Linked DNA regions of Homo sapiens: region 2 is linked to region 1. The links are chromatin contacts, found by Hi-C in ENCODE. All regions are on one chromosome and are shown on one strand. Each heading gives the region's core, a stretch centred on a gene start or an enhancer-like site at or near the end of the contact. The rest is flanking DNA. Distances are from core to core; before and after follow the strand shown. Region 1 holds the start of UQCRC2 (ubiquinol-cytochrome c reductase core protein 2). Region 2 holds the start of DCTN5 (dynactin subunit 5).

Evidence for each region. A loop is a pair of places that touch in the nucleus more often than their neighbours do. Pooled maps may share reads with other maps.
Region 2: a loop to region 1 is called in a pooled map, with 14 times the contacts of the local background. The contact joins the promoter of DCTN5 here to the promoter of UQCRC2 in region 1. A Hi-C loop is called at or near these places in 10 of 50 pooled maps.

What each region holds. Positions count from the first base shown.
Region 1 is chr16:21,948,843-21,956,240 of GRCh38, reverse strand. UQCRC2 (ubiquinol-cytochrome c reductase core protein 2) reads right to left here and starts at 2,880. Exons shown (of 14, transcript NM_003366.4): 1 at 2,785-2,880. The coding sequence starts at 2,817. RefSeq lists enhancers at 2,538-2,587, 2,598-2,767, 2,282-2,999, 3,088-3,547.
Region 2 is chr16:23,640,216-23,647,613 of GRCh38, reverse strand. DCTN5 (dynactin subunit 5) reads right to left here and starts at 6,148. Exons shown (of 6, transcript NM_032486.4): 1 at 6,024-6,148; 2 at 4,591-4,659. The coding sequence starts at 6,071. PALB2 (partner and localizer of BRCA2) reads left to right here and starts at 6,304. Exons shown (of 13, transcript NM_024675.4): 1 at 6,304-6,504. The coding sequence starts at 6,457. RefSeq lists an enhancer at 5,086-5,875 and a silencer at 7,003-7,237.

The DNA of each region.
Region 1 (7,398 bases), core at 1,631-4,130:
GTTTCAGCTTCTTGCTTCTTTTATCTGCCCAATGAATGTCATCCGTTCAGTCTAATTTCCAATTGAAATGGTTTCATCTCCTTAATCATCTTAGTAACCTTTAAAAAAGACAAACTAGCCGGGTGCGGTGGCTCACGCCTGTAATCCCAGCACTTTGGGAGGCCAAGGTGGGCGGATCACCTGAGGTCAGGAGCTCGAGACTAGCCTGACAAACATGGAGAAACCCCATCTCTAATAAAAACACAAAATAAGCGGGGCGTGGTGATGCATGCCTGTAATCCCAGCTACTGGGGAGGCTGAGGCAGGAGAATCACTTGAATCCGGGAGGCGGAGGTTGCAGTGAGCCGAGATTGTGCCATTGCAGTCTAGCCTGGGCAACAAGAGCAAAACTCCGTCTCAAGAAAAAAAAAAGAAAAAGACAAAGTATATACCAACTTCCTCCAAGCCCTCAATATTTTCCATTGTATCTTCACTCTTGTGTGCTGTATTAAGACCACACAACCAAAGGTCTTAGTTTTTTTGACTAAATAAAACATTTATGACATGTATGTCATCCTGAGATTAATAATGGCTTCATCCACATCAGATTCTCAATATATAAAATGCAGTTACTGGTAGGGTGAAAGGGTCCCATTAAATATTAGATAATGGACCCAAAATGCATTCATTTTATTCAGTTTGTTTTGGCAAATGTTATACAATGCCATACAAATCATTCTGATTATGACTAAAGTTCATGAGGTTATTAGAGGAGATGATGAGTGAATAAAATTTGGTGCTCCCAAGACCCAATGAACACCTCCTCACTGGAGTTTCCCGGACATCCCTGCACAGTCTGCAATGCCTCCACTCTGTGCTGTCCAGAAGGCTGTTTGTTGTACATCATTAGTGCTGTACTAGGTTGGCTGCTGGTTATCACTTGCTTTTAGTACTGCTTTTCAGTTATGAATTACAATTAGCTTTACTTTATCGTCATCAATTTAGTTTGCTGGGTATGGTATAGTTAACCTTCTTTGTAATTTTGGCCTATAATTTTCCAAAAAGTAAACTTTTAAGATATATGGGCATAGCAATTCAAATATGAATAATCTATAATTCCGTTACCAAGTGAGATTTTAGGTGTTTTCCAACCAAATGTGCCCAAATAGTAACTCTTTGTTGGTAATTTTTTTTTTTTTTTTTTTTTGAGACGGAGTCTCGCTCTGTCGTCTAGGCTGGAGTGCAGCGGTGCGATCTCGGCTCACTGCAACCTCCGCCTCCTGGGTTCAAGAGATTCTCCTGCCTCAGCCTCCTGAGTAGCTGGGATTAGAGGCGCCCACCACCACCACGCCCGGCTATTTTTTTTTTTTTTGTATTTTTAGTAGAGACGGGGTTTCACCATGATGGCCAGACTGGTTTCGAACTCCTCATCTCAAGTGATCCGCCTGCCTCTGACTCCCAAAGTGCTAGGATTACAGGTGTGAGCCATCGCGCTCCGCCGGTAATGTGCTTCTTAATCGTCCCATTCAAATCAGCAAATTATCCTAGTAACTGTCATGCAATCTTCTAAATTATTTTGTTCTAATAACAAGATATATCTAAGTTTATTCTCCTATATAAAGTGCTAAAATTAGACACATAAATAATTGCTTTCAAGTTTACTGCAATTTGTTTACTTTGGGCCTCTCCAACTGTTTTCTCTGAGCTTTTTCTGTTGCAAAATAGAATGGAGAAGGAAATGTTGGGGTCTTTTGCCAATCTAACCGTGCTTCCCTCCAAGGGTAATCACTGGTGTGTCTAGGTATACCTGGAAGGTTAATGCAATTACAGCCTAAATCGATATAGCCCACAGCACATTTATGTAAACATAAAGCATAAGAACATTCCATGCCCAGGTCTGGTCTTCTGCATCTCCATCTAGGGGGGTTTCTCAACACAGGTACTACTACTGGCACTTGGGGCTAGATAATTCTTTGCTGTAAGGCGAAGTTTAGCAGCATCCCTGGCCTCTCCATGCCAATAGCACCCTCCTTACAAGTTGTTGCAACTAAATATGTCTCCAAACATCGCCACCGGTTCCCTGGGGGCATTCTGTCCCTCGCTATGATTTTTTAAGTGTTCCCCCTTACCCCTCTTAATAACCACTGTCCCACAGTGATATAACCCTGATGTGTGAGTTTTCCCCAAGTGACAGCTATGTTTAATTTAGGCTTGAAGGGGAAACTTAATTAAGGAGCTTTTGAGGACAAACAGAGACGTCTTGGAGGAACCGTCTAACATACGATCAAGAAAAGCAACGTTAGACTACTAAGACACCATAGTATTTAACAATGAAGTTCCAGGTACTGTAATAAGTGTTCTATCTGCATTAGCTCCTTTCTTATACTTTTATTCGCTGGGGAAACTGACGCTCCGTGATAAACCAAGGAGCAGAGGCTGCAGCGGATAAAGTGAAGGTGGGGGGCTAAGTGCGCCGTCCTCCCGCTCCCCCTGGGTTTCACGGTCTCTTTCTCCAGCACTTGAGTACCGGAGTGACCTTCAGAAGTCTCTCCAAGGACTCGCTTCAACTCCGCTCTCACGTCCTGCCCCTCTCTTCAGGTTTCCCGGTGTTAGGTCTCTTGTGCTCACAGCATGAGCTGGGCCTCCAAAGCCTGACCCAGTCTGCAGCCCACTTGGCCCGCAGGGTTCAGCTGAAGGGCAGACCGAATCCCAAGGCCCAGACCCCAGACCAGACACCTCCGCCTCGTATCACCTTGTCGACACACTGCTCCCCAGCCCTTTCCCAAACCCGCCACCTGAGCTCACCGAGAAAGAGCCGGCTCTGGTTAGTAGCTTCATGATTCAAGATTGTTCTGACACACGGTCACTGCCGGATTAAAGGAAAGCAAGATGGTGGCGGAGGCCGGGAGTTTCCCAGCGTTCCCCGCTAACACTTTCCCACGTCCCCTTCGTGAGGTACTCTCTATACTGCCGCGCTCTACTGCTCTCTTTATAAGGTTGGACCAGTCCAATTCCTCCAAGACTCAGAATAGGGAGACGCACAATTTCCCAAGTAAATATATGCAGAGAATAATGTACGTCACTGCTTTTTGCGTTCTTCTCCTAGCCTGAATATCCAGTATGCACCCCTTTTCTAAGTACGTCTGCAGCAGCCTGTCACAACTCCCCCCGCTATCTTGGGCTCTTCCGCTCAGCATTGTCCAATGGGACGCGCCTCTCTTGGGACTCCGCATGCGCCCTCCGGGATGACACCTGCACTGGAGGCCCTGGGTTTCCGCGTTCCTGGACGTTGGAGGCTTCAGGAGATTCCTGCCACTCCACCTTTCTGCAGAGGTATTGGGTATCGAAGCCCGGCGTAGTTGCCTCTCGCTGGGTGAAGTCCTTACTGGATCTTTAGCTCCGTGAAACAGGGGCCTCGTTCAACGTATTCGCCGCTGTGTCCCCCAGAGCAGGCCCGGGACACACCGGGAGGGTCAGCAACCTCGGGGAATCATCACAAGGCTTTTGGTCTCGTGGAATTTACGTCCTAGGCTGGGGCTACATAGAATATAAAAACTTAGCTATAGTTTTTGTGTTAGGAAAATAGAAATGTTTTGGATAGTAGGTGTGTTATGTGAGCCGAAACCGGCAGTTGGAGAAAGTCAGTCACGTGACGACTTGGGGCGGGGGCGTTCACTCCGGTCCTCAGCGAGTGTTAACCCAGAAAGTGCCTTGAGCTAGGCACTATGCCAACGCGAGAGGCGTGGTCCCTGCCCTTTAGGGACTTTAGAGTTTCGTACCTTGCTACGTTGCTTGGTTGGGAAACCGACAGTATCAGCATCAATATCATTTAGGAGTTGATTAGAAATGTATGAACTCCAGGTCCCATATTGGATCCGAATCGGTGTTTTTACAAGATCCTGGGATGACTTCGTATGCACAATAGTTTCAGAAAGGCTGGTGGTGTAGACGTTACAAGGCATAGGCAAATGTACTTTCTTTTTGCCTTGTGTCTGAATTGCTCCAGGCCTACAACGGACTTGGGCTCTCTAATTAAGATCTGGGCATTAAGAACCTGGCACCAACCCAATTTCTGTGCCTGCTGGGGACGCCCTCAACCCAATTCATACCACACAGTTTCCCCACATGTGGTAGATTTAACACTAGTGGTGCGTGAGATGATTTTAAGTTGGTACATAGATGAACACTTCCATTTTTTCCTTTTAAAAATTTGTATAAATTTAAGGGGCGCAAGTACAGTTATGTTATATGGATATATTGCAGTAATGGTGAAGTCTGGGCTTTTAGTGTACCCATCACCCGAATAATGTACATGGTACCCATTAAGTACTTTCTCATCGTTCACCTCTCTCCCACCCCTCCACCTTTCGGAGTCTCCATTGTCTGTCATTCCACACTCTATGTCCATGTGTACACCTTATTTAGCACTGTTCCATTTTAATAATATATTTATTTTGATTATGGCAAGCAATGCTAGTAGTGAATTTCCTCTTTAAGTACATTTATAAAATAATAAAAGTTGGTGTAAAAACGTTAAGTAACTTGATGATACGGAGATACAGCAAAAATCATGAATGTGTTATACAGGTACCATTGAGTGAAATCTGGGAAGCAGTGCTCTGATCAAGCCACCTGCCTGCTTAAAATTCTTCAACGACAGCCACGTTTTTCAGGATAAAATTCAAATTCATTAACATGGCATACAAAGCTGTCTCCAGTACTTCAAAACCCCAATTCCCAAGTTAGCTAGCTGCACCCCTGAGTCCAATCATTGTAACTTCATCATTCAACAGTTCAGGTCAGGTAGGAGGAACACAAAAGTCTCCACACTCAAGTGCACACACACACACACACACACACACACCCACACCTGCTTATAATGTCCTCTCATTCTTAGGTTATGACCCAATATCAGAAAGGGGCAAAAATAAATTCTGTTCAAAATGTGGCAGGATTTGAAACATAATTCATGATATCAGCTACATAAATCATAAAATCCCAAGTTTGTCAATTGCAAAATGTCCTATTAAGCATTAAGCTACAAATTAGGAGTGCCATCTTGTGGACACATCCACCACTTCCACATCATGTCACCTCCTAGCCAACTCCGTGGCTGTTCTCACTGTGGAGGTCTCTGCCACAACTCCAGCATTTTATTGCAGAAGAAAACCCAGTCCTTGAACTGGTTTCTGCGTAGAACACACTGAAAGCCCTGGGAGAGGAAACCAGCAGACAGGAAAAGAGTAGACATGGAAGAGCAGATGAGTTCATTGCTGGAAAGCTCGAATTGTTAGTTTCGTTAATGTGGGGTCCAATTTGACTCTATGGAGCCTAACTACCTAGCCTGAGCGCTCGCGGTGAGTATGGGGTGGGAGAATGTAAAGAGAAAGCAGGCAACAGTAGGAGTAAAACACACCAGAGGAAGGTGATGTGGGTTTATACTTGGGAACAACATTACCTTGCCATCTTAGGGCCAGAGGCATTAATCATGGCTTCCCCAATGCATAATTTCGATGTTGGCATTTCCTTCCCCATTCCTTTCAGAATCCTACCCTGTCAGGTATTATCTCTGATGAAATATTCCCTGGGCCAGGCACAGTGGCTCATGCCTGTAATCCCAGCACTATGGGAGGCCAAGGTGGGTGGATCACCTGAGGTCAGGAGTTCAAGACCAGCCTGGCCAACGTGGCAAAACCCTGTCTCTACTGAAAAAAAAATACAAAAATTAGCCGGGCATGGTGGCAGTTGACTGAAATCTTAGATACTCGGGAGGCTGAGGCAGGGAGAATTGCTTGAACCTGGGAGGCGGAAGTTGCAGTGAGCCGAGATCACTGCCATTGTACTCCAGCCTAGGCGACACAGCGAGACTCTGTCTCGGGGGGGAAAAAAAAGTTCATATCAATTTCTAATATTCTATAATTATTGTTTTTGGTCACATATACTTTTTCCATGTATTGAGGTGAACAGATTGGTCTTATTCTGTGTTAAGTTATATTGATTGATTCAAATTATAAATAAACCTTTCATTCCTGTTATAAACCCAACTTGGTCTGGATGTTTTATTCTTTTAATATATTGCTAGACCTAATTTGCTACTTATTTGTTTAGGATTTGTGCATTTATGTTCCAGAGTGATACTGGCTTTAACTTTCACTTTCATTCCCCCCATTCATGCATTTTTCTGTCATAGATAAAATGAGTTAGGAAGTGTGAAAGGAAAAAAAATCTCAGGGCCTCCAAATCACTAAGCCAAAGGGAAAATTCAAGCTGGGAATGATGTCAGACAAACCTGCCTCCCGTTTTATTCCTAAATAAGATAGCTATAAGGATAAAAAGCTACATAACTTACCTTACAATTTGCCCACAGGGCAATTCCATGTGGATCTGAGGATCTTTACCCTAAAACAGTTTTGTTGAATTTCACCCTGGCAATGTAAATTGATAGCTGTCTTCCTTCCTTCCTTTCCTTTTCTTCCTTTCCTTTCTCTCTCTCTCTCTGTCTCTCTTTCTCTGTTTCTCTCTCTCCCTCCCTTCCTCCCTCCCTCCTCCCTCTTTTTTTTTTTTTTTTTTTTTTTTTTGGAGAGTTTCACTCTTGTTGCCCAGGCTGGAGTGGAATGGCATGATCTGAGCTCACTACAACCTCCACCTCCTGGTTTCAAGCAGATTTTCCCACCTCAGCCTCCTGAGTAGCTGAGATTACAGGCATGTGCCATGATGCCTGGCTAATTTTGCATTTTTAGTAGAGACAGGGTTTCACTATGTTGGCCAGGCTGGTCTCGAACTCCTGACCTCAGGTGATGCACCCACCTCGGCCTCCCAAAGTGCTGGGATTACAGGTGTGAGCCACCGCACCAGGCCTGATAGCTTATTTTCACAGGTGCAGGACAAAGGACAGAACTCAAAGTCCATCTTAAACAAATGTGTATCTGATGGCTTCCTCTGCCCTATTGTTTACATTGTATTATGTAAAAAAAATGAAGATTCTCTGAGCCAGACAATGACATAAGTGAGTATTCCTCTGCCCATCCTCTCACATGTAAATTGTATATTCAGTGAAAGGCTGATCAAAGACTCAAGGGGATGCAACCCTTTGTCTCTTGTATACCCACACATTTTTAAATTTTTTCTTTTTTTTTTTTTTTTTTTGAGACGGTCTTGATCTGTCACTCACGCTTGAGTGCTTCCAGTACTTCCTGGGCTCAAGTAGTCCTCCCACTTCAGTCTCCTGAGTAGCTGGGACCACAGGCATATGCCACCACATCTGGCTAATTTTTGTATTTTTGATAGAGATGGGGTTTTGCCATGTTGCTCAGGCTGGTCTCAAACTCCTGACCTCAGGCAGTCCACTGGACTGGCCTCCCAAAGAGCTGGAATTAAGATTTCAAATTTTCTTCCTTTTCACCCATATCAATCCTTTCT
Region 2 (7,398 bases), core at 4,899-7,398, 1.7 Mb before region 1:
ATTGCTTGAACCTGGGAAGTGGAGGCTGCAGTGAGCCAAGATTCCACCATTGCATCCAGCCTGGGCAACAGGGCAATACTCCATCCCCCTCCCCCAAAAAAAAATTAAAAAAAAAAAAGCAAACAGCCCTCAATAGGCAAAACAATCTTATAAAAGAACAAACATGGAAGACTCATAATTCATGATTAAAAACTTATTATAGTAGGCCGAGCACAGTGGTTCACACCTGTAATCCCACTACTTTGGTAGGCCAAGGCGGGCGGATCACCTGAGGTCAGGAGTTCGAGACCAGCCTGACCAAAATGGCAAAACCCTGTCTCTAGCATGGTGGCGCATGCCTGTAATCCCAGCTATTCAGGATGCTGAGGCAAGAGAATTACTTGAACCTGAGAGAAGGAAGTTGCAGTAAGCTGAGATCGTGCCACTGCACTCCAGCCTGGGTGACAGAGTGAGACTCTTTCTCAAAAAAAAAAAAAAACCAGAAAACTTATTACAAAGCTATGGTAATCAAAACAGTGCAGTGTTCCATAAAGATAGTCATACAGACCAACCAAATAGAATTGAGAGTTCACAAATAAATCTATTCATCTATGACCAATTGATTTTCTAGAAGAGTGCCAAGACCATTCAACAGGGAAAGAATAGTATTTTCAACAAACAGTGCCAGGATAACTGTATTTCTACATTCAAAAGAACTAAGTTAGACCCCTACCTCAAACCATATAAAAAAATTACTCAAGCTGGGTACAGTGGTTCACGCCTGTAATCCCGGCACTTTGGGACGCCGAGGCTGGCAGATCACCTGAGGTCGGGAGTTTGAGACCAGCCTGACCAATATGGAGAAACCCTGTCTCTACTAAAAATACAAAATTAGTCAGGCATGGTGGCGCATGCCTGTAATCCCAGCTACTTGGGAGGCTGAGAGAGGAGAATCACTTGAACCCAGGAGGCGGAGGTTGCAGTGAGCCGAGATTGCACCACTGCACTCCAGCCTGGATGACAAGAGGGAAACTCCGTCTCAAAAAACAAAAAAAAAAATTAACTCAAAATGGATCAATGACCTAAACACAGCACTAAGACCATTAACGCTCTTAGAAGAAAACACGGCAGTAAATCTTCATGGCCATAAGTTTGGATTCTTAATATGACACCAAAAACACAAGCAACAGAAGAAAAAACAGATAAACCAGACTTCAAAATTAAAAACTTTTGTGCATCAAAGGGATGCACAAAATCTACAGAAAGGAAGAAAGCATTTGCAAATCATATATCTGATAAGTGTTTAATATCCAGAATGCATAAAGAACTCCTAGAACTCAATAAGAAAAAGACAACACAATATAAAAATAGGCAAAGGACTGAACAGACATTTCTCTAAAGAAGATGTACAGATGACCAACAAGCAACATTCAAAGATGTTCAATATCATTAGTCATTAAGGAAATACAAATCAAAACCACTATGAGATACCATTTTATACTCCCTTGGATGGCCATAATCCAAAAAAAACCAGAAAATAACTAGTGTTGGTAAAGATGTGGAGAAATTGGAACCCTGCACAATGCTGGTGGAAACGTAAAATGGTGCAGCCATTTTGGAAAAAAATTTGTCAGTTTCCCAAAAAGTTAAACATAGACTCACCATTTGTCCCAGCAATCACGCTCTTTTGTATATACCAAACATTGCCAAATCAAGTATTGAGTATATACACTCCTAGGTATATACTCAAAAAAACTGAAGACAGGGACACAAACAGATACTTGCACATCAGTGTTCACTGCAGCATTATTCCCAATAGCCAAAGGGTAGAAACAATCCAAGTGCCTATACGAAATGTGGCATATACATACAATGGAGTATTACTCTGCTATGGAAAGGAATGAAGTTCTGATGTGCTTTAACAAGGATGAACCTTGAAAACCTTACACTAAGTGAAATAAGCCAGACAAAAAGGACAAATATTGTATGATTCCACTTATATGAAATATCCAGAATAGGCAAATTCATAGAGACAGAAAGTAGATTCAGGCTATCAGCAATGGAAGGAAGTAGGGAATGGGCGTGTATTCCTTAATGTGTAGAGTTTTTATTTGGGGTGATGAAAAAATTTTGGAAATGGATAGTGGAGATGGTTGCACAACATTGTGAATGTAATTAATGCAACTAATTGTACACTTAAAAATTGGTAAGGCTGGGCGCAGTGGCTCATGCCTGTAATTCCAGCACTTTGGAAGGCCAAGGAGGGCAGATCACCTGAGGTCGGGAGTTCGAGACCAGCCTGATCAACATGGAGAAACCCCGCCTCTATTAAAAATATAAAATTAGCTGGGCATGGTGGCACATGCCTGTAACTGGGGAGTCTGAGGCAGGAGAATCACTTGAACCTGGGAGGCGGAGGTTGTGGTGAGCCGAGATCGTGCCATTGCACTCCAGCCTGGGCAACAAGAGCAAAACTGCGTATTAAAAAAAAAAAAAATATATATATATATATATATATATATATATATATATATATATATATATATATATAGTTAGGCTGGGTGCAGTGGCTCACACTTGTAATCCCAGTACTTTGAGAGGCCAAGGCAGGTGGATCACTTGAGGCCAAGAGTTTGAGACCAGCCTGGCCAACGTGGCAAAACCCTGCCTCTACTAAAAATACAAAAATTAGCCCAGTGTAGTGGCGTGCACCTGTAGTCCCAGCTACACAGGAGGCTGAGGCATGAGAATCCTTGAAGCCAAGAGGCGGAGGTTGTGGCGACTGAGATGGCGCCGCTTCACTCCAGCCTGGGCAACTGTCTCAAATAATAAAAATTTTTAAAAAATTGTTAAAATGGCAAATTGTTATACATAGTTCACCATAAGAAAAAAAATCTTGGGCTGGGCGTGGTGGCTCATGCCTGTAATCCCAGCACTTTGGGAGGCTGAAGTGGATGGATCATCTGAGGTGAGGAGTTCAAGACCAGCCTGGCCAATATGGTGAAACCCTGTCTCTACTAAAAATACAAAAATTAGGCCAGGCGCGGTGGCTCACGCCTGTAATCCCAGCACTTTCGGAGGACAAGGCAGGTGGATCACGAGGTCAGGAGATTGAGACCATCCTGGCTAACACGGTGAAACCCCATCTCTGATAAAAATACAAAAAATTAGCTGGGCATGGTGGTGGGTGCCTGTAGTCCTAGCTACTCAGGAGGCTGAGGCAGGAGAATGGCGTGAGCCTGGGAGGCGGAGCTTACAGTGAGCCAAAATCGCACCACTGCACTCCAACCTGGGCAACAGGGCGAGACTCCATCTCAAAAAAAAAAAAAAAAAAAAAAAATTAGGTGGGCATGATGGCGGGAGCCTGTAATCCCAGCTACTCTGGAGGCTGAGGCAGGAGAATCACCTGATGCCAGGAGGTGGAAGTTGCAGTGAGCCAAGATCGCGCCACTGTACTCCGACCTGGGTGACAGAGCAATACTCTGTCTCAACAAAAAAGGAAAAAAAAGAAACAGTATGTCTGAGCAGCAATTACTGAATTATATTTCTTTTCCACTTAATTCCTTGGTATGACAGGCTTAATGGAGACTAATTATCTTCTACTGAAAATATTTGTGATCTCTTGGTTATAAGGAGACTATTTTCCTTCTGGAAGTTAGAGATGTAATATTTAAAGAAAAATTAATTTCAAAATTGAGTGTTCCAGATGGCAGGAAAACAACTGTGAACTTCACTGTTTGTCAAGCTCAAATATACCCTGTGATATTTTCTCTTCCAAGTTTATACTCGTCTCTTTGCTATTGTAATTTATTTGGATTACAAGATTCTCAGGCTTTCAGATTCCACTTTGCATATTTGTCTCATACTTTAATATCTTTTCCAATTGTCACATTCGTTTTAAGAGTTTCAGTTAATAGTGAATTATTAATTTTTACTAAAGAGATAATTTTATAAGTATTACTTTAGTTTCTACCTTCAAATATTTCATTACCTGTTACACTTTGTGCCCAGTAGTTTAATGCACACTATATCATAAAATAATGTTGGTTCTAGGTACCACTGTATTTTGTTCCTGGCATAAAAGAAAAAAGGTTTTCTGTTGCCTCTTATTGAACCTTTTTGCATTCAAGAGATCCAACTTAGGCTGGGTGCAGTGGCTCACACCTATAATCCCAGCACTTTGGGAGGCCGAGGTGGGTGGATCACTTGAGGGCAGGAGTTCAAGACCAGCCTGGCCAACATGATGAAACCCTGTCTCTACTAAAAATACAAAATATTAGCCGGGCTTGGTGGCAGCTGCCTGTAATCCCAGCTACTCGGGAGGCTGAGGCAGGAGAACTGGTTGAACCTGGGAGACGGAGGTTGCAGCGACCTGAGATGGGGCCACTGCACTCCAGCCTGGGCGACAGAGTGAGACTGTCTCAAAAAAAACCGAAACAAAAAAAAAACAAAAAGGAGATCCAATTTACAAAATAAAAAATTTAAAAACAAGAGAATTAAAAATGTAAACAATAAATAGGAGATATGGCAACATTTTATCTGCCCTGCTGTGGTGACAATTAGCAGAACGCAAGCTAAGGTTTGCAGCCTGGAGCTGGCTTTGTCCCTTACCTTGCCATTGAGAACGATGTTCTGGCTTCCACACAACACTGACTGGCGACTGACTTTGTTCCCAGATGCCTAAAAGAAAACAACGGAAAACCGGGGAAAGCAAACTTAATAGGTTTCTGGACTACAGGTTTCCATCAAGAAAGCTCCCATTTGAGAGAAAAAAACATAAAGTGGGGTGCTGTCCACAATGGAGTGAGTCCAGGATATCAAAAAAGCAATGATGGATTAGGAAACTATGGCTGAGTATGGTGGCTCATGCCTGTAATCTCAGCACTTTGAGAGGCTGAGGCAGACGGATCCCTTGAGGACAGGAGCTCAAGACCAGCCTAGGCAACATAGTGAGACCCCTTCTCAACAAAAAAAAAATTTTTTAATTAGCCGGGCATGGTGGCGCGTGTCTGTAGTCCCAGCTCCTCAGAAGGCTGAGGCTAGAGGATCGCTTGAGCCTGGAAGGCCGAGGCTGCAATGAGCTGTGATTGTGCCACTGCACTCCAGCCTGGGCAACAGAGTGAGAACCTGTCTCAAAAAATAAAAACACAAAGGAAACTAGGGACTCAAGGAATAAACTCATAATTTGAATGTCTATAGCTTGGTGGCATCAGACAGACGCGGATTCAAATCCCACTTCCACGCGTGGGCTTTACGGCCTTAAAACGAGGATAATGACTATGAGTATCAGAGTTGTGAGAAAGCAAAGAAAACCAAAATAACGATAGTAACGTTAATTGACCACTTGCCCTGTTTCCAAGATTTTACAAACATATCATGTACTGATCATAAAGAACCAAATCGGCAGGGTGCGGTGGCTCACGCCTGTAATGCCAGCACTTTGGGAGGCCGAGGCGGGTCGATCACCTGAGGTCAAGAGTTAGGGACCTGCCTGGCCAACACGGTGAAACCCCGTCTCTACCAAAAAATACAAAAATTAGCCGGGCGTGGTGGCGGGCGCCTGTAATCCCAGCTACTCGAGACGCTGAGGCAGGAGAATCGCTTGAACCCGGGAGGCGGAGGTTGCAGTGAGCAGAGATCGCGCCGCGGCCCTCAGGACTGGGCGACAGAGTCTCCGCCCCCCAACCCCCTTCCTCAAAAAAAAAGAACCGAATCGTTTTTAGCGCAAGTTAACAGATACAAAAGGCAGTGTAAAAGGGCCCGAAGTCCGAGCTGTAATTCGTATGAACAGGATGGGACTTGTCCTATCCTCCCGAAGGCACTTTACCCCTATGAGAAAATCAGGAATAAATACAAAAGGCCTCAACTGGCCAAGCGCGGAGTAAACAGCAAAGCCAGACGGTACACGGGGCATCGCTAGATAATCCGGGACTAATGGCCAAAGGGACAGGGGTTGGTGGGGTAGGGGCAGGTTGGGAACGCCGACCAGGCCTCAAAGGGACGCAGGGTTGGAAAGAGGAGGATACATATCTGGACCCGCGCACCGTCTCGATGTACTCAGACTTGTTGTAGAGCAGCTCGCCCAACTCCATGGCCGCCGCCTCCTTCCCTCAGCCCCGGATCCTGTCAGAGTCAGTCGGTCAGTCTTTCAGAGATTCCGGCTACTTCCGGCCGCTCCTCCACTTCCGCTCCAGGTGGCCCACTGGGACTCATCGACAGCGCGGCTCTCCTTTAGGCGGCCTCGCTCCACTGCTCGGCCGTCTACGGCTGCGCGTGCGCAGGCCGAATGGTGGATTTAATTGGCCGGAGTTTAGGGCGCGCTTGGCCCGCGTGGGTCAGCTGATCGCGCACTGAGGGTGCGATCCCGGGCTCCCCATTCCTTCCTGGGGCGCCTCCCCGGCCCAGGGCCAACTGGGTCCCGGTGTCGGCAGGCCTGGGGTCGGCGACGGCTGCTCTTTTCGTTCTGTCGCCTGCCCGATGGACGAGCCTCCCGGGAAGCCCCTCAGCTGTGAGGAGAAGGAAAAGGTGCCGGGGGTGCGGGAAGGGCGGACGCAGGACTCTGACCCCGCTTTCCCAGGGTTTTAGGCCTGGCTTTGTGTCCTCGGCAGTCCGAGGGCAGCAGTATCATCTGACCACCCCCTCCTCTTAGGGCTGAGGGGGCACAGAAAATGAAAATGTGGAAATAGCGTGGTGCTCACGTGGTGGCGTTTAAAGAACAAATTTCATTACAGTAGCAGCGCATTAATACAATGTGTAACAGTTTGTAGATAAAGCTGTATCGACACCCTTGCTCCTCCCCCCTCCCACACCCTCAATCTTTACTTCTCCCCCCGGACGGCCTCAAGTAAATCTTTTAAGTCTGGTACTTCCAGGTCCTTTCGTGTGTTAATGTGGGTGGTGGAGGAGGGGCGTATCCCTAACCACCAAAAAGGAATCCTATGTATATTTTTTGGAGAAGGGAATGTTCATAAATGGTATGATCTGAATGGTTCTGCAGGTTCCGTTTAGCTTTCCTGTCAGGACATGTTTATCTACCTTGCTTTCTTTTTTAAGTTCTAGACAGTATGTTGTAGTTTGGAAGTGCCCTCGTTTTGTTTCTTTTTTCTTCCTTTTCTGTTTTTCTTCTTTTTTGAGACAGAGTCTCACTCTGCCACCCATGCTGGGGTGCAGTGGCGCGATCTCGGCTCACTGCAACCTCCGCTTCCTGGGATCAAGCGACTCTCCTGCCTCAGCCTCCCGAGTAGCTGGGATTACACGAACCCGCCACTGCACCTGGCCTTGGAAGTGCCCTTGCTTCTTTAGACTGTACTTTACTGATAGACTTTTAGGATGTTTCCAGCTTGTGCTGATGTTATTCTTATCCTGGCTTACCTTCTGGTGGAGGTGAGAAAGATCATTTATAAGTAAACAAGATAATCC